Regions from separate parts of the Homo sapiens genome. Here region 2 is linked to region 1. Evidence: chromatin loops called from intact Hi-C (ENCODE). Cell type or tissue: testis. All regions are shown on one strand. Links, peaks and the distances in the headings refer to the core of each region. The heading gives the core; the rest is flanking DNA. Region 1 overlaps LANCL1-AS1 (LANCL1 antisense RNA 1). Region 2 holds the start of LOC124907972 (a long non-coding RNA gene).

Region 1 (13,091 bases), core at 2,405-10,404:
CAACAGACCTGAAGCAGACGGGCCTGTTAGAAGGAAAACTAACAAACAGAAAGGAATAGCACATCCACTCAGAGGCCCCATACGAAGGTCACCAATATCAAAGACCAAAGGTAGATAAATCCAAAAAGATGGGGAGAAACCAGTGCAAAAAGGCTGAAAATTCCAAAAACCAGAAAGCCTCTTCTCCTCCAAAGGATCACAACTCCTCACCAGCAAGGGAAAAAAAACTGGATGGAAAATGAGTTTGATGAATTGACAGAAGCAGGTTTTGGAAGGCGGGTAGTAACAAACCCCTTTGAGCTAAAGGAACATGTTCTAACCCAACGCAAGGAAGCTAAGAACCTCAAAAAAAAAGTTAGATGAATTGCAAACTAGAATAACCAGTTTAAAGAATGTAAATGACCTGATGGAGCTGAAAAACACAGCACGAGAACTTTGTAAAGCATACACAAGTATCAATAGCCAAATCAATCAAGAGGAAGAAAGGATATCAGAGATTGAAGATGAACTTAATGATATAAAGTGAGAAGATTAGAAAAAAAAAAAGAATGAAAAGGAACAAACAAACCCTTCAAGAAATATCAGACTATGTGAAAAGACAAAATCCACATTTGATTGGTGTACCTGACAGTGATGGGGATAATGAAACCAAGTTGGAAAACACTCTTCAGGATATTATCCAGGAGAACTTCCCCAACCTAGCAAGATGGGCCAACATTCAAATTTTAAAAATACAGAGAACACCACAAAGATACTACTCGAGAAGAGCAATCCCAAGACACATAATTGTCAGATCCACCAAGGTTGAAATGAAGGAAAAAATGTTAAGGGCAGCCAGAGAGAAAGGTCAGGTTACCCACAAAGGGAAGCCCATCAGACTAACATCAGGTCTCTCGGCTGAAACCCTACAAGCCAGAAGGGAGTGGGGGCCAATATTCAACATTCTTAAAAGAATTTTCAACACAGAATTTCATATCCAGCCAAACTAGGCTTCATAAGCAAAGGAGAAATAAAATCCTTTACAGACAAGCAAATGCTGAGAGATTTTGTCACCACCAGGCCTGCATTACAAGAGCTCCTGAAGGAAGCACTAAATATGGAAAGGAACAACCAGTAACGGCTACTGCAAAAACATGCCAAATTGTAAAGACCATCAATGCTATGAAGAAACAGCATCAGAAACGGAAAAAATAACCAGCTACCATCATAATGATAGGATCAAATTCACACATAACAATATTAACTTTAATTGTAAATGGGCTAAATGCCCCAATTAGAAGACACAGACTGGCAAATTGGAAAAAGAGTCAAGACCCATCGGTGTGCTGTATTCAGGAGACATATCTCATGTGCAAAGACACACATAGGTTCAAAATAAAGGGATGGAGGAATATTTACCAAGCAAATGGAAACCAAAAAAAAGCAAAAAGCAGGGGTTGTAATCCTAGTCTCTGAAAAAACAGATTTTAAACCAACAAAGATCAAAAGAGACAAAGAACGGCATTACATAATGGTAAAGGGATCAATGCAACAAGAAGAGCTAATATATATATATATATATATATATATATATATATATATATATATATAACAAGAAATAAATATAGTTATATATGTATAGTTATTTCTTGTTAACTATATATAGTTATTTCTTGTTTATATATATATATATATTAGCTCTTCTTGTTGCATATATATATATATATATATATATTCTTAGAGACCTGCAAAGAGACTTAGACTCCCACACAATAATAGTGAGAGACTTTAACACCCCACTGTCAACATTAGACAGATCAACGAGACAGAAAATTAACATGAATATTTAGGACTTGAACTGAGCTCTGGACCAAGCAGATCTAATAGACATCTACAGAACTCTCCACCCCAAATCAACAGCCTATACATTCTTCTCAGCGCCTCATTGCACTTATTCTAAACTTGACCACATAGATTGAAGTAAAACACTCCTCAGCAAATGCAATCAAATGGATATCATAACAAACAGTCTCTCAGACCACAGTGCAATCAAATTAGAACTCAGGATTAAGAAATTCACTCAAAACCACACAACTACAAGGAAACTGAACAATCTGCTCCTAAGTGACTACTGGGTAAATAACAAAATTAAGACAGAAATAAAGATGTTCTTTGAAACCAAAAAGAACAAAGATACAATGTACTAGAATCTCTGGGACATATTTAAAGCAGTGTGTAGAGGGAAATTTATAGCACTAAATGCCCACAAAAGAAAGCAGGAAATATCTAAAATTGACACACTAACATCACAATTAAAACAACTAGAGAAGCAAGAACAAACAAATTCAAAAGCCAGCAGAAGACAAGAAATAACTAAGATCAGAGCAGAACTGAAGGAGATAGAGACACAAAAACCCTACAAAAAAAATCAATGAATCCGGGAGCTGGTTTTTTGAAAAGATCAACAAAATAGATAGACCACTAGCAAGACTAATAAGAAAAGAGAGAAGAATCAAATAGACACACTGAAAAATGAAAAAGGGGATATCACCATTGATCACACAGAAATATAAACTACCATCAGAGAATACTATAAACACCTCTATGCAAATAAACTAAAAAATCTAGAAGAAATGGAAAATTCCTGAACACATACACCCTCCTAAGTCTAAACCAGGAAGAAGTCGAATCCCTGAATAAACCAATAACAAGTTCTGAAACTGAAGCAGTAATTAACACCCTACCAACCAAAAAAAGTCCAGGACCTGACGGATTCACAGCCGACTTCTACCAGAGGTACAAAGAGGAGCTGGTACTATTCCTTCTGAAACTATTCCAAACAATAGAAAAAGAGGGACTCTTCCCTAACTCATTTTATGAGGCCAGCATCATCCTCATACCAAAACCTGGCAGAGACACAACAAAAAAAGAAAATGTCAGGCCAATATCCCTGAGGAACATCGATGAAAAAATTCTCAATAAAATACTGGCAAACCAAATCCAGCAGCACATCAAAAAGCTTATCCACCATGATTACGTTGGCTTCATATCTGGGATGCAAGGCTGGTTCAATACACACAAATCAATAAATGTAATCCATCACATACAGAGAACCAATGACAAAAACCACATGATTATCTCAATAGATGCAGAAAAGGCCTTCGACAAAATTCAATGCTCCTTCATGCTAATAAACAGAGTATTCGAATAGGAAGAGAGGAAGTCAAATTGTCTCTGTTTGCAGATGACATGATTTTATATTTAGAAAACCCCACCATCTCAGCCCAACATCTCCTTAAGCTGATAAGCAAATTCAGCAAAGTCTCAGGACACAAAATCAATGTGCAAAAATCACAAGCACCCTTATGCATCAATAACAGACGAACAGAGAGCCAAATTATGAGTGAACTCCCATTCACAATTGTTACAAAGAGAATAAAATACCTAGGAATACAACTTACAAGGGATGTGAAGGACCTCTTCAAGGAGAACTACAAATCACTGCTCAAGGAAATAAGAGAGGACACAAACAAATGGAAAAACATCCCATGCTCAAGGATAGGAAGAATCAATATCATGAAAATGGCCATACTGCCCAAAGTAATTTCTAGAGTCAATGCTATCCCCATCAAGCTACCATTGACTTTCTTCACAGAATTAGAAAAAACTACTTTAAACTTCATATGGAAATGAAAAAGAGCCCACATAGCCAAGACAATCCTAAGCAAAAAGAACAAAGCTGGAGGTTTCATGATACCTGACTTCAAACAATACTACAAGGCTACAGTAACCAAAACACCATGATACTGGTACCAAAAGAGATATATAGACTACTAGAACAGAACAGAGGCCTCAGAAATAACACCATACATCTACAACCATCTGATCTTTGACAAACCTGACAAAAACAAGCAATGGGGAAAGGACTTCCTATTTAATAAATGGTGTTGGGATAACTGGCCAGCCATATGCAGAAAACTGAAACTGGACCCCTTCCATACACCTTATAGAAAAATTAACTCAAGATAGATTAAAGACTTAAATGTAAGACCTAAAATCATACAAATCCTAAAAGAAAACCTAGGCAATACCATTCAGGACATAGGCATGGGCAAAGACTTCATGTCTAAAACACCAAAATCAATGGCAACAAAAGCCAAAATTGACAAATGGGATCTAATTAAAGTAAAGAGCTTCTGCACAGCAGAAGAAACTATCATCAGAGTGAACAGGCAACCTACAGACTGGGAGAAATTTTTTGCAATCTATCTATCTGACAAAAGGGCTAATACCCAGAATCTACAAGGAACTTCAACAAATTCACAAGAGAAAAACAACCCCATCAAAAAGTGGGTGAAGGCTATGAAGAGACACTTTTCAGAAGAAGACATTTATGTAGTCAAGAAAAAAACATATGGAAAAAAGCTCATCATCACTGGTCATTAGAAAAATGCAAATCAAAACCTCAGTGAGATACCATCTCACACCAATTAGAAGCTATTTATAAACTAGTGTAAAACACAGATTCCAATGTATCGTGTATCAAATTGCAATCATTAAAAACTCAGGAAACAACAGATGCTGGAGAGGATGTGGAGAAATAGAAACGCTTTTACACTGTTGGTGGGAGTGTAAATTAGTTCAACCATTGTGGAAGACAGTGTGGCGATTCCTCAAGGATCTGGAACAAGAAATACCGTTTGACCCAGCAATCCCATTACTGGGTATATACCCAAAGGATTATAAATCATTCTACTATAGACACATGCACACGTATGTTTATTGCAGTACTATTCACAATAGCAAAGACTTGGAACTAACTCAAATGTCTATCAATGATGGACTGGATAAGGAAAATGTGGCACATACAAACCATGGAATACTATGCAGCCAATGGAAAGGATGAGTTCACATCCTTTGCAGGGACATGGATGAAGCTGGAAACTATCATTCTCAGCAAACTAACACAAGAACAGAAAACCAAACAGCACATGTTCTCACTCATAATTGGGAGCTGAACAATGAGAACATATGGACACAGAGAGGGGAGCATCACCGGGGACACAGAGAGGGGAACAATGAGAACATATGGACACCGGGGCCTGTCAAGAGGTGAGGGTCTAGGGGAGGGATAGCATTAGGAGAAATACCTAATGTAGGTGACAGGTTGATAGGTGCAGAAAATCACTAAGACACGTGTATACCTATGTAAAAAAACTGCACGTTCTGCTCATGTACCCCAGAACTTAAAGTATAATAAAAAATAAATAAATAAAAGTGGATTTTAAGCTATTTATAAACCAGGGTAAAACACAGATTCCAATGTATCATGTATCAAATACTAGCATCTTAGGTAACTTCAATGCTTTAACTTGAGTTAAAATAAGATTTTAAAATAAGAAAATAATATTACTTTGAATAACAGGAGTTGCTTTCACATTTTATTGAGGCATACTAGAAGACCTTCTGTAGGTTTGGCTTTGATGGATTTTCTTCTGTTTCCTTAAAAAAGCCAAATTCATCATCTTTTCTATTTCCCACTCCTCTATGTTGTCCCTTCATCTGAACTTCCTAAGACAATTAATAGTATTACCAAATACCTGGGTGTTCAAGGCAAAAAAAGTTGCATATTATCTCAGACCATTGGTTTTCAAAATGCAGTGTGGAACAGCAACATAAATTTTTATTACCGAGAACTTGACAGAAATGCACATTCTAGGGTCCAATCAAGACCTGCTAAGTCAAAAACTCTGGAGGCAGGGAATAGCAATATGCCTTAACAAATCCTCCAAGTGATTGTGATGTTGGTCAAGTTTGAAAACCACTGTTTCAATATCAATCATCCCTTTATTCCAATTCGATCTATAGTCAGTCAATCAGTCATACTTCTGTTCTTTTGCTCATGACTTCTCCTCTCCGTAACTGTAGTACACCCTCCCTTTGAGAGCATGCACATCCCAACCCCTTTTCTGCTCAGCTTCTGTCTTAGCTCAATTAAAAGGCAATTAAAAGATCATCATAATCTCTCCCCACGTTACCTCAAGTACATTAAAAGTGCATGTACATTTCACTTTAATTTTTCTATTAAAATTTTAATAAATTTTTAAAAGATTGTTATGCTTTTTCTTTTGACAATATTTGGCTACAAATATTGTTTAATGGTTTTAATAATTGGCTGTGATTTTTTAGAACTCATCACACATAACCAGGAATTCCTGAGAAGTGAAGGTGTCTAACCTAAAATTCATGAATACTCAGTTTTAAAAATAGAGAAGTTAACATTATATTTTCTATAGACATTTAATTTGAAATTTGGTAATCTTAATTTTCTGTTGTTGTGTTGCATTTTAGAATACACACCCATATTTATAGGCCCATGAAAAATTCCTATGCCCAAATAACTATGTCTGTATTGCTTAACAGACAAAATGATCCTGCTCTGGTTTGTTCCCTGCACAAAGATGTTCTGGGAACAATGGGTACAGGACCATCCACTGTGATGCTGACAGAAGGCAGCTTGGAGAGAACACTCGCGAAAATATCTGTTTATATATACAGTATGTCTTCCCCACCAGACCCTCCACTCCTTTCAAGAAAGGACCCTGTTATCTACACCAGACCCTCTGAGTATATGCAGTGTGTAATGCTTATGGGTGCACAGAAAATGTGTGTTAAACCACCAAATTGAAATAACAATTTCACCAGCTAGAGAAATGGACTTAGAAATGTTTACTTAGATGTATTACATATAAGTTAATGATGCTATGTTTAACTTAGTTTTACTTTCTATTTTGTTTAATATAGCTTTGCTTCCTACTCAATAGTAACTACCTAGTTATTAAATCTGTCTAATTATTAAGGCAGATTTTTGTCCAGCAGATGTCAGTATAGCTCAGTTTAATAATTTCAATAGTTAATAAAGTTGAAAAACTAATGGAGATGATAGGAGAGAAAAATATTTGCACCCAGAATGGCATTTCTTTGTTGACATTTGAGGAAATTGTGTCTGAATAAAAAAATCCACATAACCATTCAAGCATATTGGAAACGCTGGAAGTACTGATTTCATAGCAAACATGGTGTTAATGCAAAATTTCTTCCACTTTAAAGTTCAAAGTGGTTTAAACTAGATGTCAGGTTATTGTTAGCTATAACCAAAATCAAAGGATGAGAGACAGTGCAAGGCTGTGTGTATATATATATATGAATGTGCAAATGTGAGTTCTGTTGCTGATTAAGACTGTTTTCTGAAAATAACTTTATTTCACTTTGCCAATTATTTACATCTCTTCTTTCTCTAAAGTAATATTAACCACCCCTCTATACCTTTTAAAATACAAAAGCTTTTCCATGGCTTTGAATTTAAAAGGAGAGAGAGCAAAGTAAAAGGAAGCCCAGTTTTTTTTAATTGAAGGAAAATTCACATAAAATCCACCAAGCCCAAAGTGTTTTGAAAGAGACTCAAGCCATCACACTGGCAAAGTATTATAATTAACATTATCTATTATGATTAGGCTTTTCCTAGCTCTGAATAATATCTAATTTTCTTATACCTAATAAAAATTAGATATTTCCAGTAAGCTTTAAAAGGCATGTTTTTATGTAGAAGTTGTCCTGAAATCAGGCCTTGTAACTTTTGGCCTCTGAATCTCTCTCCAGGCTCATATCTCCCTTCAGCCACCACTGTTCTCCTCTCTGCAGTCCAAACACACTTTCATTTCAGTTTCTTGATGACAGACACGTGAATTCCCACCAAAGGACCTTGGTAGTTGTTGCATAGAGGCCTCTCAGGGCCGCTGCAGAGACGGGATGTAGGTATGCATAGAAGGTGGACCAAGAGTCTTTCAAGGCTTCCCACCACAGTCTAACTAGGGGAGATCAATTTTAATCAAGTGGCTATAGTGGTAGCTATTCCCACCTGTATTCTTATTCCAGCCAAAAGTAAATAAAATGGCTCTTTTGATGCTCAATCTTCCCCAGCACACATGAACAATCTGAGACTCAGAGCTCTGTCAAATCTTTTTCATATTCTCCTTCACTTTTTCCCACCCACAGTCCCATCAAGCCTCAGATTGCCCTAAGAATCCCTGATGTACCATTCATGATGGATAGCCACTTATATAAAAATCACCTTCCTCTGCAGCAGCCCATTTACTGTACTTTTAAATTACCATATCTTAATTGGGAGAAAGGAAGTTTAGATTCTCAGCAATATTAGAGGATAAAAAAAGATAAGAAGCAACTGACTTTTATTAATAACTTTGTTGGAAAGCAGCAAGGCAACATCTGGAATACTTATTACCCACTTGGCATGCTGTTCATCTCCCTGGGTAAGATTCAACATGACAAGCCCTGTCAAAAGGAAATAAGCTCCATCTAGCTAAATTAGAATGATTAGGGTCATTTAGACAGAGGAAGTTTAATTTGTATGAATCTAGAAATTTTATACAAACTGGAATACCTAAGTATTTAATCTCCCCTGAAGTTCAATTTAAAATTGAAAGAGACTATTGCACAGATCCATAATGAGATGAGACATATTAGAAATTAATTTAACTATTACCGTACTGCGAGCATGTGGCCCAAGAAATCAAAGACTATTTCACTTGCAGTTTGTACATAATAGGAGAAAATGTTCTGCTATAATTCATTAATCATTGTTTTATTTTATGAACTCCTTAAATGGACACTTGAGTATCCAAAGTAAACTTGATATTTTTTCTATTGCTTTTTAAAAATTCTCCTACAAAACTATGTTATGCAGTGAACGTCAACAGAGTTCAATCCTAACCTTACCTTCTACAGTGGAGGTTCTTCACCTTTCTGGTGTCATGGACCACTTCAAGATCCCCTTAAAAGATATGGATCCACTCTCAGAATAATGTTTTAAATATATAAAATAGCACACATAGGATTCTGTGTTAAATATGTAAACAACACTTATAGAGAAAGCAACTGATTTTGAAATACAGATATCAAAATATTTCAAAATGTGTGATATAATAGTGTATGTGCTCCTTTATTAGCACATCTAATAACTATTGTAATTTTGAAATAATTGTAAGCAGAAATAACTGCTATAATACAGTATAAAAATATAGATGATTTCTATCAATGACAAAAAGTTATCAGGTACCCCCAATACAATTGTATTTGTTGCCTATATCAGTAATTAATTGAAGGAAATACTTCAGTTATAACTTGGTGAAAATTAATATGTGATTGTTTTCCATCCATGTTCATAGGCCACCAAATCTTTTCAATGACCATCAAGAGTTGGTTAAGAACCCTGGTTCTAGATTTCAGTTGATGGGTATGATGTAATTAAGAAGACTAAGGATGGTCACTATAATAGCTGACATCTGTTGACAGTAAATAATACTGTCTACAGACTACAAATGGGGATTGGCAATTCTTCAGGTAGACCAATTAACAGCCCACACAGAAAAGAAGACTTAATTACCAGTCTGGATCACAGCAGAACTGCCAAATCTGTTTCACTTGATGCCATGTTGCCAGACCACTAGGCCATCCTAAACTTGTGTGAGAATCCTGATTCAAATTACCTGGTTTCAATAAGTGATCAGAGTTCCTAAATCTTTTAGCTAATTCCATATCTTAAGATAATCTCTTATTTAAAATAAACTTTCACCTGTAATATAACAGTAATAGATCTTGAAGTGTTCTTGGAAACTCTTTATTACCTCCTTTAGTGTAAAGATCATAATACCTTCCTTGAAAATGTTGTGTTTCTCTCAACATTTATTCAGTGCCTATTCTAGACTGGGTGCTGTGAGGACTGAGAGCTGGAGAACCAAGACTAAAGAAGAACTTGGAACTGTCCTGCTTCTAGAGAACTCAAGAACTACTGGGTGAATGAGTAAATTACTAAATCCAACACCAAGTTGTAATTTTCATAGTAAGCTATGTATCAAGTACTATTGGGCCCCAGAGGAATAACAAGCCTTCTCAAGTTGGAAGAATAGGAAAGAGGGGAGCCAGAATAGTAATCTGCAAAATGTAGAAAAACGTAGGAGACAAAGATGAACAGGCAGAACTGTTGGGAAATTACTATATGCAGAGGTCATGCAAGACATGAAAAAGAACAGCATGTTTGAGAAAAAAAGTAGAGAGATGGGAGGTACAAAGACCTAGTTGTTAAAAGGTCTTAAGTTTCTCGTTAAGCTGTTTGGACATTATCTTGTTGGTCAGTAGTTACCTGAAGCAGCATCATCAGCATCACGTGGAAACTTGCAGGAAGTACACATTCTCAGACTACATCCCAGACCTACTAGCATGGAAATCTGGCAGTGGACCCTAGCAAGCTATATTTTAATAGCCCTCCAGATGATTCTCTTACACAAAAAGTTTGAGAACCACCACTATTAATATGAGAGAACTATATCGCCAATGATAGGCTCAGAAAAACCATCAAAATGTAGAAAAACCATCCTCTTCTAGCTTTAGGAGTAAGCAATGAGGTTGGATCTGCAAATGGAATGATTATTTATGCATCCATGTGGAAGATGAGTTGAAGGAAAGAGAGAATGAAATCAGGAAGACCATCAGGAGGCTGTGACATGGGCCAGGGAAGGACCAAAACCAGTGAAGTGGCAGTGAAGATGAGCAGAGGGGACAGACTTGTGAGAGGATTCACAGATGCAGCCAGTTAGACATGGGAAATAAGGGAAGAGAAATGTCAGAAATAACTTCTTTCTTGAGCAATGTCCTTGAAAAGCTTGCTTGAATGTCCTGGAGGCTTATGCCTGGCCTTTGATAATGTGGCCAGAACTCATATTCAAGGTTCCTTTACAATTTCAGTTTAGAAAAAGTATACACAGACCCGCTCCTAGTGAATGATAATGCATATATTTATTAGTTTCAGGAAATAAACCATTGAAGGCCCAGAACTTTAGGAAAAAAGAGAAGAACACACCAATCACGAAGACCTAATATCAGGCTTCCTGGAAAACTGATTGATTCCAGAGCTGGGGAAGGGAAAATATAAGATGAGCTTAGAACACTTTTGGTGCCACAAAGTAAAGAAATGCTCAAAAAAAGGATGAAGGCATGTTGAAATGATAACAGGAGCCAGCCTAAAGTAGCTTTGAAAGACCGAAGTTGAAACAATTTAGCAAGAAAATAAGTAATGATATTGGATTATGAGCTAGGAGTACAACATCATTTCTGTAGTATTTGTGCCAAAAATGCATAGCCTCGATCTATTCATAAGAAAACATAAGACAACAGAAATTGATAAATATTCTACAAAATACTTAAGCAGGATTTTTTTTTTTTTTTTTTTTTAAGACAGCGTGCAATGGCGCCATCTCGGCTCATTGCTAGGTTGGGACTGAGGTTAGAGGAACATTCCTTCATTCCTTCAGGGCTGGAGAATCTCCTCCAGGCAGGTATGTGTTCAGAACACTCGAGGCCTGAAGACTTTTGCATTGACTGCAGTGTGTCACCATTTCACAGCAACTCCAGGCTGAAACCAAATCCACTATTAGTTCATCCTCCACCAATCTGGAGGCAAGTAGCTGGGATTACAGGTGCCCGCCACCACACCCAGCTAATTTTTGTATTTTTAGTAGAGACGGGGTTTTGCCATGTTGGCTGGGCTGGTCTCGAACTCTTGATCTCAGGTGATCTGCCTGCCTCAGCCTACCAAAGTGCTGGGATTACAGGTGTGAGCCACTGTGCCCAGCCTGCAGGACTCTTTAAAAGTGTCATGGTCGGCTGGGCGTGGTGGCTCATGCCTGTAATCCCAGGTGGGCTGATCATGAGGTCAGTATATCGAGATCATCCTGGCTAACACGATGAAACCCTGTCTCTACTAAAAATACAAAAAAAAATCCGGGCGTGGTGGCACATGCCAGTAGTCCCAGCTACTCGGGAGGCTGAGACAGGGGAATCGCTTGAACCCGGGAGGCGGAGATTGCAGTGAGCCGAGACTGCACCACTGCAGTGGATGACAGAGCGAGACTCTGTCTCAAAGAAAATAAAAGTGTCAAGGTCATGAAAGTTGAGGGGAGATTGAGGGACTTACAAATAGGAAGAGACTGAGGAGACATGACTACTGAATGCAGTGTGGGATCCTGATTTGGATCCTGAAACAGAAATGGATTCATGGTGAAAATTTGGTTAAAAACCTGGTAAGATTTGAATAAAGTCTGTAATTTAGTTAATGGTATTCTAAGAATGCTTATTTCCTGGTATCAACAAATGTACATTGTAAGGTGTTAACATAAGGGGAAGGTGAGTGAAGTATGGGCACTTTACGTAACATTTTTGCAACTTTTCTGTAGGTCTAAGTTTAATTCACAATAAAATTTTAAATAAAAAAAGTGTTTCCATTTGAATCCTTTTGCTAGTAGAACTGTTTCACGTGGATAAACAATACCAAGTAGCTATTTTCTTGTAGGTCTAATGGCTGTAAGTCACTGTAATTTACTTGGGTATGCAAACCATGTCTTATATGTCTTGAATCCCTAAAGAATTTAGTCAGAGGCAGATTTATGTGAAGCTTCATAAACCTTAACTTTCAGGGCTGTTCACTTGCACAGGCCCCACTTAGTGTGGCACATTGCTGGAAGCTACAGAATATTCTGTCTAGGTAAGGAGGGGAAGCCAGGTTTCAATCAAAAGCATTTCTATGTAAACAATTCAGATAAATTACTTAAAGGGAGCTCAGAAAAAAAAGAGACTTGAATCTCTAAGACTCTGGTAACTTGCTGTGATTTCTTTTCTCATTCTAGAAATATTCACTCTTAAATATTCACTTCATACCTAATTTTTTATATAGATAGATAGATATAGGTATAGTAAAGAGGGCCCTCTGAATCAAGAGATTCTGGCCCAACAAACCTGGATAAGCTTCTAAGCTTCTGTACCTAGCATAGGTGTTCCATAAACATTTCAATTAAGTTACTTGAAAAATCATCTACACATCTGTAAAATGGAGTTCATAATATTGGCCAGTCACTAAACAGCAGAATTGGAAGTGCTAATTTTGGGAATTTTTTATAATAATTATCTATACATCATTTTCAACTTTTAAAGGTATTTTTACACTTATACTCATAGCATGTTAGTATTTTCAAGATCCTTAG
Region 2 (13,091 bases), core at 2,677-10,676, 170 kb after region 1:
TCATGAGTAATAAGCTCAGATGAGATGTAGATCAAAGTCAGTGCACTGAAATGAACCAAATCTGAGGCATCTGAGAAATTCAGAGGAAGGAGTAAATATTAGGCCTATGGTATTAGATGACCTTGGGGAATATACTAGTTTGCTAGAATCACTTTCTCAAAGTAGCACAAACAACAATAATTTACTGTCTCACCTCTGAAGACTAGAAGTCTAAGATCAAAATGTCAGCAGGATTGTTTCCATCTAAAAACTATGAGAGAGAACCTGTCCTATGGCTCTCACCTAGCTTCTGGTGGTTTTGCAGCAATGTTTCATGTTTCTTGGCTTGCAGAAGCACCACCTTCATCTCTGCCTTCACTTGGCATGCTCCCTTCATGTCCAAATTTCTCCTTTTTTATAAGAATATAAATCATATTGAATTAGGTCAAACACCAATAACCTTATCTTAACTTAGGTGATTACATATGCAAATACCTTATCTCCAAACACAGTCACAACCTGAGGTAATGGGGTTTAGCACATAAACATATTGGTTGGGCATGGTGGTTCACGCCTGTAATCCCAGCACTTAGGGAGGCTGAGGCAGGCGTATCATGAGGTCAGGAGTTTGAGAACAGCCTGGCCAACATGGTGAAACCCTGTCTCTACTAAAAATACAAAAATTAGCCGGGATGGTGGTGCACGCCTGTAATCCCAGCTACTCGGGAGGCTGAGGCTGGAGAATCACTTTAACCTCGGAGGCGGAGGTTGCAGTGAGCCGAGATCATGCCATTGCACTCCAGCCTGGGCAACAGAGTGAGACTACATCAAAAAAAGAAAAAAAAGAAAGGAAAGAAGGAAGGGAGGGAGGGAGGGAGGGAGGGAGAGAGGCAGAGAGAGAGAGAGAGAGAAAGAAAAAGAAAGAAAGAAAAGAAAGAAAAGACAAGAAAAGAAAAGAGAGAGAAAGGAAGGAAGAAAGAAGGAAAGAAAGAAAAAGAAAAAAGAAAGAAAGAAAGAAAGAAAGAAAGAAAGAAAGAAAGAAAGAAAGAAGAGAAGAGAAGGAAAGAAAGAAAGAAAAGAGAAAAAGAGAGGAAGGAAGGGAGAGAAAGAAGACATGAATTTTGGGGAACACAATTCAACTCAGAGGTGAGGGAGATATGTGTTAGGGAAAAATGAGAGGATATAGGCAAATTAAATTTAATTTAATTCTCAATTAAAGCATAGATGTATAAACTCGGACATTCTTGAAAAGATGTAAAGAGATTCTCATCTCTCTCATTTCAGGCAGAGGAACGGCTGAGGATCATGCCCAGGATTTGATTTCAAAGACATCAGTGCTCCAGAGAAAATTGAATTCTCAATCTTGGCAAGTTTGAGGGTTCACTAATTGGAAAGTACTGAGACCCTAAAACATAGGATGAGGACTTTGGTTTGAGACAATCAAGAATCTTGAATCTCAGGTCCTCCTAAATCCTCAGGGTCCGCAAAGGTGGCCCACTCCTCCCTGTTAAAGACTAGTACTCTCTAATGACTCAGGTGAAGAGGCTCTGTCTTGCAAAGCAATATGTACATCCTTCAAGATCTATTCTCATTCCCTCTCTTCTGGCCACAAGAACAATAACTCACGTTGTCACAATATAGTCTGGTAGAGGAAGTGCTGAGCCTACTAATATAGGAATAGAATTCTATCTCAAATGAGCCGCAGGAACTAGCCAACATGTACTGGCAGGAGGGATGAGAGTGGGTATGAGATTGGATCTTTACAGTGATGGACCAAGAAGAATTGAAAGTAAAGTTAAATAAAGAGAGGTAGGCCAGGTGTGGTGGCTCATGCCTATAATCCCAGCACTTTGGGAGGCCAAGGTGAGCAGATTACTTGAGGCCAGAAGTTCAAGACCAGCCTGGCCAACATGGCAAAAGCCTGTCTCTACTAAAATTACAAAAATTAGCCTGGCGTGGCAGTACACACCTGTAATCCCAGCTCCTCAGGAGGATGAAGCAAGGGAATTGCTTGAACCCAGGAGGCGGAGGTTGCAGTGAGCCAAGAGCATGCATTTCGGCCTGCTCACAGAGCAAGGCTCTGTCTCAAAAAAATAATAAATAAGGAGAGGTTGACAATATGGGAGCACTCTCCAATGATATAATATTTAACACCCTATAAAGGACTTCTGTAAATGGTGATATTATGCTGCAAGGATATTTTCAGACAGTGTGGAGAAAGCATTTGTCCACAGAAGTGAAATAGAAATACTAGAACTGACATGGCAGACAGCGGGAAAAGGAATCAAAAGACCCTTAGAAGCTGGCATGCTAAAATGGACATATTATGTAAGTCTGAAAAACCCAATAGAGGAGTATGTTGAAGGACACTCTGTCTACAAAAATAATAAATAAGGAGTTCTAAGAGAGGCATCAGCATCATTAAATTCATTGGTTTCTATCTCCCAGAGGCCAGGGTTGACAGCTATTACAGAGCTGAGCTCTTTCATAAGAATTGACATCATAGGCTCCTAGACTAATAGAGGCCAGATGGGGGTACTTACCGATGAGAAGCAAGATGAGCACAAATATTGTAATAATCAGTAAGGTTGAGGGATTAACCAGAGAGACCTGACCTGCAAAGAGAGAGACCTATGGAGATAATTAAAAGAACATAGCATAACTAGGAGCAAAACAGATGGGTAGCCAGCAAGGTATTGCTCAGCCTATAAAATCTAAACAAACCAAGACAGGATGATCAGGAGCTTGAGGGCAGTTGCTACAAAATAAAGTCACAGTGACCTCCTGCTCAATTTTCAGACGTGAGCTACTTTTCAGACCCAGAACCCTTTTCAGACTGAAGAGAAACTGGAGAAACAATCCTGAAACACCACAGCAAAAGTACACAATGATAGTTCCCTCATCTTCCCAAAAGGATCTATGGCCATTTACTCAGATGACAGAGAACTGTTAACATATATACTAGAAACCCAAAGTATTATCATGGCACCCATGACAGTGTGGTAATATATGGAATCCAGAAAATAAGTGGAGTCCTAGCCCAGATTTGCTTCACAGTGGATCCACTAGGTCCATGGACACACCACTGGTCATTCCCTAAATGTACAATGGAAACAGACATACATGGAATTTTTCAGAACTCTCACATTTGTATCTTGGCCTATGATATAAGAGCTGTTATAGTGGGTATATTAATTTTCTAGGGATACTGTAACAAAGTATCACAAATTGAGTAGCTAAATAAGAGAAATTTATTGTCTCACAGTTCTGGAGCCCAGAAGTCTGAAATAATATCAACAGGATTGGTTCCTTCTGAGGAACATGAGGGAAGAATCTGTTCCAAGCCTTCCTCCTTGGCCTGTAGTTGGCCATTTTTTTCCCTGTCGCTTCACATCATCTTCCTTCTATGTATGTCTGTCTCCAAATTTTCCCTTCTTATAAGGACACCAGTCATAGTGGATTATGAGTCTACTCTATTCTTAACTGATTGTATCTGAACAACACTCTTTCCAAATAAGAGTCAACAAAGGGGCCAGGAGCCAAGAAATGCAAGCAACTTCTAGAAAAGAAAAAGACAAGGAAATGGATACTTCCCTAGAGGATCCAAAAGGAACGCTTTGATTTTAGCCCAATGAAAGTGATTTCAGACAATAGAGTTGTCTGCATAAGTTCAATAATGGGTTTTTTAAAAACAGTTGGAGACATTATTTATTTTACCAAGGCTGAAACTAAAATAGCCTCTTTTTAGGTAAAGTTGCAGCAAAACTAACTCAAAAGGAGTCTTTATAGCCAATCAATTCTTGCTGCATTTTATGCAGACAATCAGGCAAGCATAATAAGCCTAAAACTCCCCTTGTACACAAGTTGGCCCTGCTATAATTTTCTCTTTAATAAAAAAAGGCAGCTAAATAAATTGTTTCAAGGGTAAAGTGTAACACTTAATACTAGATTTCGGTCTTTACTTTTTGAGTACAGATTAAATCATTATTTCTTGGCTACAATAATCCTCTAGAAAGTACCAGATTATAATTTTTCTTCATATTTTTAGTTGATGCCCTAATGGAATAGGTTCCTTTTCCAGACTCCCGACCTCCAGAACTGTAAGATAATAAATTAGTGTTCTTTTAAGACATCAAATATGTGGCAATTTGTTACAGCAGCAATAAGAAGTCGATACAGGAAGACAGAATTCTTAAGAGGTGAATGCAGTAAACTAGCGATTCTCAACTAGGACTCTGCCTTCCAGTCACTGATTCACAAAATCAGATGTGGGAGCAGGTATTTTAAAAATGTTCCTCAGGTGAATCCAATATTCACTCACAGTTGAATGAAAGCTTTCAGTAGGTAAATGAGAGATCAGAATTCAAAATTTCATGCAAGAAATAGGCCTTCTAAGCAAAAACTACATTTCATTACATCCTGGTAAGTATTTATAATTTTCTCAAGTTATTAAATCCCCCTACTAACTCAAACATTGTAACTAAATAGGTTGGGTACAAAGTCATAATTGCCAAAAGTACAATTTTGTGAATAGGTTTTTACCTTCTCACAAACTTACCACTTCATAAATTACAGATAGAGGCACTTTGCCAATATTCTTTAAGACTTTTCAGCATTTTACCTTCTGTACATGCCTAAAACTGTCACCAAATCTTTTTTGTATGTTTTTTGTTTGATATTTAATTAAGAAAACCAAAATCTCCATCTGCATAGGTCCCTCTACACTCTAATTTTGTATATCTCAAAATCCTTAGGAATCATCTGTCATTTCCGTAATGGCTCACTTGCCTGTTTGTATCCACTCATCAAATATTTTTGAGTATTTGGCACACATAAGACTCCCCTTGCACATCCTTTGTACTTGTGGGGATACACAGACAAATAAGAGATAGTCCCTACCATCAAGAAACTATTTCATCTGTGCTTCATTAGCAATGTGTAAATACCACTATAACTGTGACTTTTACATCAGCTTATAATGTCTATGCCTATTTCTCTCCCAAGACGGCAAGCTCTTGAGGGCAAAAACCAGATCATATTCATCTTTGTACCTGTAGAACTTGATAAATACGTGCTTCTGTGTGTGCCTGATTGACTGAATCAACCTGGATGGGGAATAAAGTAAACACAAAAAAAATTCACTCTGCAAATCAAATTTTTAAGATGATAATATGAAAAAAGTCACATTATATTCAGAGGATTTTACCAGATGCAGACGACAGATATGGCAAGGTCAAGGCCACATGGTCACCAAGCATTTCTTTCTCCTCCTGAGCATAAAGGAAGACAATATTTTTTAGACCCCTCACATCTAGATGGAGCCAAGGGAGTCCACGTGTGATCACATGATGAGTTACAGCCTATGGCACATACGTCAAAAGAGCATACGCCACTTCCAGGCCTGGCCACTAAAGTCCCCCTTTAGATTTTAGATCTGCTCACTCTTGCTTTCTTGGCATCAAGTCCAGGGGAAGACATTCTCTTTCCAGCCTCAGAATTGAGTTTATTTTCAGAGGACATGATTAACATGTACAGCTCTAAAATAATCACAGTGTGCAAGTCACAAACTTTCAGCTGGAAGAATATAGCAGCCCCATTATATCCGTTACCTTTTGCTGCAGCAGTGCTGCATAACCCAAAATCACAGAAGTTCAATGGCCTACGGTGATAAGCATTTATTGCTCACATGCCTAAGTCTGCTGAGATTTTGCTAGGAAGGCTCTGGTTCTTCTCATTGCCTTCTCACGGCGTGGCAGGAACACAAAAGAATAATCAGTAACATGCAAAGCTTCTTGAGGACTTGGTTCACTTTTGCCTAACTCTATTGGTCAAAGAAAATCAAATGTGTTGGAGAAATAAATTCCAACTTTATGGGAGGAACTCTGAAGGTATATACTAAAGAGTGTGGCACAGAGAAGGGTAAAGAACTGCAACTGTTGATGTAGTCTACCACATCCATGGGTAGAGTGGGAAGAGAATGTTTCTCCAAGGAAAAAGTGGCTGCAGTTAATAGAAAAAGTGGAAATAGGCTCTGTTTAGTAAGGCAACAGATGGCCACTTCTGACTGACAGACTTCAGGGAAAAGCAGGGTATCTGAAAATAGATGCTATATTACTTTCTCAGAGCTACTATAACAAATTACCATAAACTGGGGGTGGCTTAAAACAATAGAAATGTATTCGGTCACAGGTTGAGAGGCCAGAAATCTGAAATCAAAATGTCAACAGGGCAATGATTCCTCCACATTTTGCCTCTTTCAGCTTCTGATTATAACAAATTACCATAAACTAGGTGGCTTAAAACAATAGAAATTTATTCTGTCACAGGTTGAGAGGCCAGAGATCTGAAATCAAAGTGTCAGCAGGGCAATGATTCCTCCACATTTTGCCTCTTCTAGCTTCTGGTGGCCCCAGGCACTCCTTGGCTTGGGTATTGAAAGAAAAGCTTGGAAATATAATGTCCCCCACCACCCAATATGGTATGGCTTTGTGTCCCCACCAAAATCTTATCTCAAATTGTAATCCCCACATGTTGAGGGAGGGACCTGGTGGGAGATGATTGGATCATTGAGGGTGGTTTCCCCCATGCTGTTCTCGTGAGAGTAAGGAAGTTCTCACAAGATCTGATGGTTTTAAAAGTGGCAGTTTTTCCTCCACTCTTACTTCTCTCCCTCCTGCCGCCATGTAAGACGTGCCTTGCTTCCCCTTCACGTTCCACCATGATTGTAAGTTTCCTGAGGCCTCCCCAGCCATGTGGAACAGTGAGTCAATTAAACCTCTTTCCTTTATAAATTACCCAGTCTCAGGTATTTTTTTATAGCAGTGTGAAAATGGACTAATGCAACCCCCCAAACTGGGAAGGAGCCTAGAGACTATAGAATGACTTGGGCAAATCCAACTTGATGAGTAGGTGAGTTTATTAGGACTTAACATACAGGGCATTCCTAGGTGGTAGCAGGACAACTCTGGAGATTTGCCCCACACACCCCCTTACCCCACCCATCTTCAAGCTGCTTTTAAGCTAATTTTCTGGCTTTTCTTCTCTGTGTGTGATGAGTGTTTTTCTTGGTATGTCCCCAGGTACTCTCCCAAATGTTTGTGTTCTCAGGGAACACAGCACATGGTGTTCCTTGGCTGAGCACCATGACCTTGGCTCACCACCCAGTCTTCAGGGCTCAAGCAGTGGACATACACCCTTAAGTAACCTGGTGGAGAACCCGTCGCATTACACTTGGGGTTACAGACTCCAGTGTCTGTTACCATCTTCACATGGCTTTCTTCTCTGTGATTCTCCTCTTCTCTTCCTGTACAGACACTTTTTTATTCGATTTAGCATCTACCTGGTTAATCCAGGGTAAGATCTTTAACTTAATTTCATCTGTGAGACTCTTTTCCCAAATAAGGTCACATTTATAGGCACCAGGGTTAAGACTTGGACATATTTTTGGGGGGCCACAATTCAACACGCCATAAATGCTATTATAAAAAGTCAATAAAGGTAAAAGAAAAACTAACACAGAGTTTCTTTCTGGTAGTGGGAATGGACAGAAATGATGTCTGAAATATGTTAGAAGCAGAATCACTGGCATTTGGTGACTTCATGCAGAAGTGAGAGAAATTGGGCCAAGAATTCAAGCCTAAGTGGCATAAAGAAGAGTAGTACAATAACACTAACAGCTTAGGGAAGTTGCAGGGAAAACGGAGTAAGGGAAATGGTAAGTTGGCTTGAATATAGTGTAGATTGGTGAAGATGAAAAAAAATTGAAGTGGAAAGGAGACAAATTTATGATGATCATCTAGCTGATCCTAAAGTATCAAAAACTTGATTTTGAATTCAGAATTTTCAGAAGTCATATTTTGAATTTCATCTTGGGTCTGTATAGCCAACTGTTTATCATACACATCACTTTTATTCCAGGTAAATGGCTCTTGAAAGGACAGTTTCTAGAAAAATCCTTAGCCAGGTAAATGGCTCTTAAGAGTTTCTAGAAAAATCCTTAGTATTTTGTTTCTATTAGTAGGAACAATTATGCTCCCCCAGTACCATAATTACCTCAAAGTGTTCAATATCATGTAATGTCTTTGGGATAACAGTAAGAAAATAGTAAGTTAAATTCTGGGTTCATATCATGTTTATTTTGTAAGAGTCCAATTTCTTTTAAATGAGAAATTAGAGTATAGAGTCTACTGAGAATCTCTACTAACTAGAATATTTTATTAACCAGAACATCCCTATCTCATGACCATCAAGATAAGTGACAATCTGATACTGCCTTTCTAAAGGTAGATGCCTTTAGTTATGGACAGCCTCCTGCATTTCACAGACAGGACTCTGTGTAGTTACTTGCATCACAGATTTTCTTTTATCTCTTCTACAACCTCAATTATAGCCTGTTCATTTTATTTCTGCCCTCAAAACAGTGGAGTCAAGTTGCTTCTAGAGAACTTACCAGCACAACTAATCCAGAGAGATTTAAAAAAACACAGGCTCCTCACTGTGGGATGCACAAACAAGCTGAGACACTTACTAGCTATCTGATCTTAAGGGAAACCACTTATTGTTTCTGTGCCTCAATTTCTGCCCTTCATCTCTCACCAGATGTGTATACCAAACCCAGATGTCTTGCTAATTAGCAAAGTAAACATCAGAAATATATTTTCATTGGTAAAATTAGTGACTTGTTCAATAAGTTAATCATCAATCAGATCTCACTGGAATAATAAGTGGTATTCAAGATATACGATTAAACTCAAATATTTCAGAAATGCATCCCATGCTTGGCACCTCAAGCTTGATCCTCAAAGAATCCAGTGTCCATCCATTGGATTTCCGATGCTAACTATAAGAGTAATAGAATCTTGCCTCTGGAATATTGTTGAGCCAGCTTGAAGTCATTAGAGCACTAAAGAGGACAGAGAGCTAGGTTTTTATCTTATTCTATGAACTGTTGTATACTTGCTTACAAATACATGTTTAATACATGCCTATATAAGTGGCAGAATTTGGTCTGATATTTTTATTATAACCTATCATCAACTCAACGTGTGGGGAAACCGACAACCCCACTGATCTTAAGCTTTTCCACAGTTAGTGCTATTTGCCAAAAAGATAAGAATCTCAGGGTTGTATGTGGTCAAATAAGTTCCCTTCATAACACTCATTACTTTGAGAAAAACACTTGTTTGAATTAAATAAACATAATTAATTCCTACTTTCATAAATCCTAATGTAAGAGACCATGTATAGTACTCCCGAATAATAACAATTTTGAATGAAGAGCTAATATTTGCTGCTATATTATTAAGAGACTTTACTTGCCAGCAATGTAAATATATTGTGATCAAAGATTAGTATAAACAAGTAATATAAAGTATCTTGGCTTTTAAGAGCTAAGTAAAGAATGAAGATGTCAGAATTCACCCCTTGACTGCATTCCTATTCAAATTCGAAAATCTGGGGTCACAAGAATGAGGCATGAATTTAATAAAACAATTAGTTTTTCACCACTAACCCCAGGGACCAGGAAAATTATCCTCTGTAGTAGTAAGAAATTCAAAGGTATAGTTAAGAAATATAAACCTTATTTTTCTCCACTGTAATTCAATTATCAAACTCTAAGGATGTTTCTAGTATAGCTCTAATTTTGCAATAGTGCACTAGGAGAAAGCCAATCTGTAAAGCAAGTTTCTATGTCATTGGAACAGATCAAGGTCCAAAGTGTCTCTCTCTCTCTCTTTCTCTCTAATGTTCTTGTTTAATGGAATGCACTTTCAAATGTAATTTATGCCTTGCTTTATGGATCACAAAGATATTTTGTTAAATATGCCAGATGATAAATACTTACAAATTGTTTATCAACTCTTATACCATCACCCCAAGAAGAAAATGAGCTAAGATTTTCTTTAGCAGCAAAGGTGATTATCTCATCCAGAAGTAGCTGGGTGAAAATTCACAAAGCAAATGTTATTGACTGCCTATCAGTCTCTGAGTATGAAAACTATTTCCCTCTGAGTAATCAAAGAAAATCCCTGAGATTTCTTGCTGCTCTTTTCTGTCTTCCAGATAGGCCTAGTGGTGGGGGTTGGGAGGAGGTGGGATTTGCCCTCAATCTGTAGACTCCACCCAATCTGAGGCATGGATTGAGGCAACCAGCCAGCAGAGTCCAGGAAGCTGGCATAACCAGGCCTAACCAGGAAGGATGCAGTGTCTCTTCTGGCTTCTGCAATCTTTGGATCTGACCTCTTTTATGAAGTTTGCCCTGGGATGGCAGGACTAACCCTCGCATCACAGCAGGAGCTCCCAAGAGATATTTTTTACCAATCCTTCTCTTTTCATGCTCGTACCCAGTACCAAAGTCTCTCATGTTTTCTTTCCTTCTTTTGCTCTTAAGAATCCCAAAATCCCTGGGGCCAGGAAGGCCTTGGGCTTGGATCTTCAGGCAGAAGTGGGCTGTTTTCACAATAACCTGTCACAAAACAATGAAGTCTTTCTCACCCACTCAATATTTCCAAGCTCCAGCTCCAATCCCAGACCATGTGTTCTGAAAATTCCATCTTGAAAGAGAGGTAGTTGATGCATACAAGGTTTTATCCACCTAAAATATAAGAAGGAAAAAAATATTAAGGATAATAGTGTTTGTTATGAGTGGGGTGTTTTACAAACATTTCTTTTATCCTTACAACAATCTTGTGAGGTATTGCCATTTCTCAGTTGAGAAATCTGAGATCTGAGATAAGCAACTTGTTCAGGATTATACTAATATTATCTGGTTGATTGAGCCCATTTACTCTCCCCACCTCCACCCCCACCCCAAAATTCCCTTCCTCACTCTCTCTCTGTCTTTTCCTCCGTGTTTCCAACTCTCATTTTCTAGATCAAAGTTCAAAATAATGAAAACAGTGGGTAATTAGCTTGTGAATAGATACAGGCTTAGCTCCATTGCACTCTAAGCACCTGATTTATATTTATGTGCTTTTGTCCGTCTCCACAGACAAGTTCCACAGGTTTAAAAAATATGCTGTGTTTGAGACCAGCCTGGCCAACATGGTGAAACTCCGTCTCTACTTAAAAAAATACAAAAATTAGCCAGGTGTGGTGGCAGGCACCTACAACCCCAGCTACTTGGGAGGCTGAGGCAATGGAGAATCGCTTCAACCGGGAGGGTGGTGGTTGCAGTGAGCCAAGATGGTGCCACTTCACTCCAGCCTGAGCGAAAGAGCGAAACTCCGTCTAGAAAAAAGGGGGGGCTTTGTTCATTTCTGTTTATAATATCTGGAAGATCGCCTGGCATGTAGGCATGTATAAGGCTTTCAATAAATACTTGTTGAATGAATTAACGGACAAGCAGATGAGTGAAATAGAAAAGTCTACAAATAGACCTAAATACATAAGGGAATGCAAATGATAGAGTTCATATTTTAAATCAGCAGAAAACATGGATTATTGCAATGAACTGAATGTTTATGTCCCCCTGAAAATTCATATGTTGAGAAACCCTAACTCCCAATGATACAGAAGGGCTGGACTCCTGGGTAAACCCCACCCTTAAGCTTGAAACCTCAACCCTAAGTGAAGACAACTGACCCTGTTTTTCTGCCCAAATGTTGCCTTTTTGGCTTGCCCCTGCCTCTATCTTATGCCCATGAAAGACTTCAGCTGGCATGGCAACACAAGCAGCTGAGCATCAGTGATATAAGTGGCTGAGCGTCAATAATACAAGTGGCTGAGGAGCAAATAGAGAAACAACTGAGTGTCAGAGACTACAGGTAGACATGACTAACTTCAGACCTTGTGGCTTCAGAGAGGGGACCAGCTGAAGATGGCTGGGCTTCAGGGAGTGATCATCTTTCCATCCCCTTTCCAGTTTCCCTTTCCACTGAGAGCCGGCACCGCTCAATAAAGTCTTCCATATTCATCACCTTTCAAACAGTTCATGTGACCTGATTCTTCCTGGATGCTGGGCAAGAACCCAGGTGCCGAGAGGGCAGGGGCTGCCACCCTGACCCTCCACTAAGCTGGTTGGCACTTGGCCATCCTGGATGCAGAGCTGAAAGAGCATTGGTTGAATACACTTGAACACCACTACAGGGTTCGCACGGAGCCTGCTCCCACCAGAGAGGAATGCCCAGCGGATTCCAGCATTCAGTTCACTCAAGTTTCCACACTTGGTTGCTTGCATACTCTCTCCCACAAGGAGTGGCCAGCGATGGGTTGAATGAAACGAGCCACTCCAGTTCCTGCCTGCAAAGGGGGTCAAGAGCACTGTCCCGTCTCATCAAGGGTATTAAAAGGTGGAGTTGGCCAGGCGCAGTGGCTCACACCAGCAATCCCAGCACTTTGGGAGACCTAGGTGGGCGGATCACCCGAGGTCGGGAGTTCAAGACCAGCCTGACCAACATGGAGAAACCCAGTGTCTACTAAAAATACAAAATTAGCTGGGCGTGGTGGCGCATGCCTGTAATCCCAGCTACGCCAGAGGTTGTGGCAGAAGAATCTCTTGAACCCAGGAGGTGGAGGTTGCGCAGAGCAGATGCTTCTTTCTCTTGATTGAAAGAAAGGAAGGATGGGCATGTAGATATATTTGAGAGAGGAGATGGGAAGTTGAAGAAGTTTGCAGCAAATTGAGATAAGCACAGGATGGCTAGTTTTGAAAGAAAATAAATAAAGCTCTTGAATTAAAAATGTGATTCATGGCCCACATAGTTTTAGTTCATAAGCTGACACTCAACAATATTAACATTAAATTATAGATTAATTTGACTAAATATTTTCCCTTTGATAAAGACACCTATCACCCAAGGAATGTACTTTACAGAAGTAATAACTTTCAGTTTCATGTGGAGTTTAAGCAAATACATTCAGGTTTCTATGGAAATAATGTTAAACCTATGTACTCAAATAAAGCTAAAAGTGTTGTGTTTTGTTTTTTTCTGTTTGTTTGTTTCTGAGACAGGGTCTCACTCTGTCACCCAGGCTGGACTGCAATGGCGCAATCTCGGCTCACAGCAGCCTTGACCTCCTGGGCTCAGGTGATCTTTGCACCTCAGCCTCCTGAGTAGCGGGGACTGCAGGCATAGGCCACCAAGCCTGGCTAATTTTTGGTAGATATAGGG

Evidence for each region. Hi-C counts contacts between places; a loop is a spot of excess contacts. Peaks named below come from ENCODE experiments on the same cell type or tissue, not always from the same donor. Only the 100,000 strongest peaks of a DNase experiment are listed, where the experiment ranks them.
Region 2: a loop joins it to region 1, with 2.9 times the contacts of the local background. A loop is called at or near these places in 57 of 110 quality-filtered maps.

The regions. Positions count from the first base shown.
Region 1 is chr2:210,393,397-210,406,487 of GRCh38, reverse strand. All of the region lies in intron 1 of LANCL1-AS1 (LANCL1 antisense RNA 1), which reads right to left. Among named protein-coding and RNA genes, the nearest start is that of LANCL1-AS1, 75 kb to the right of the region's middle. In testis, for the core only: a CTCF peak has its summit at 6,816 (motif pointing right); no DNase peak of the experiment used is centred there.
Region 2 is chr2:210,227,765-210,240,855 of GRCh38, reverse strand. LOC124907972 (a long non-coding RNA gene) reads right to left here and starts at 12,274. Exons shown (of 2, transcript XR_007088064.1): 1 at 11,767-12,274; 2 at 6,878-10,573. In testis, for the core only: a CTCF peak has its summit at 7,245; a DNase peak (open chromatin) is centred at 7,115; H3K27ac peaks cover 4,733 bases.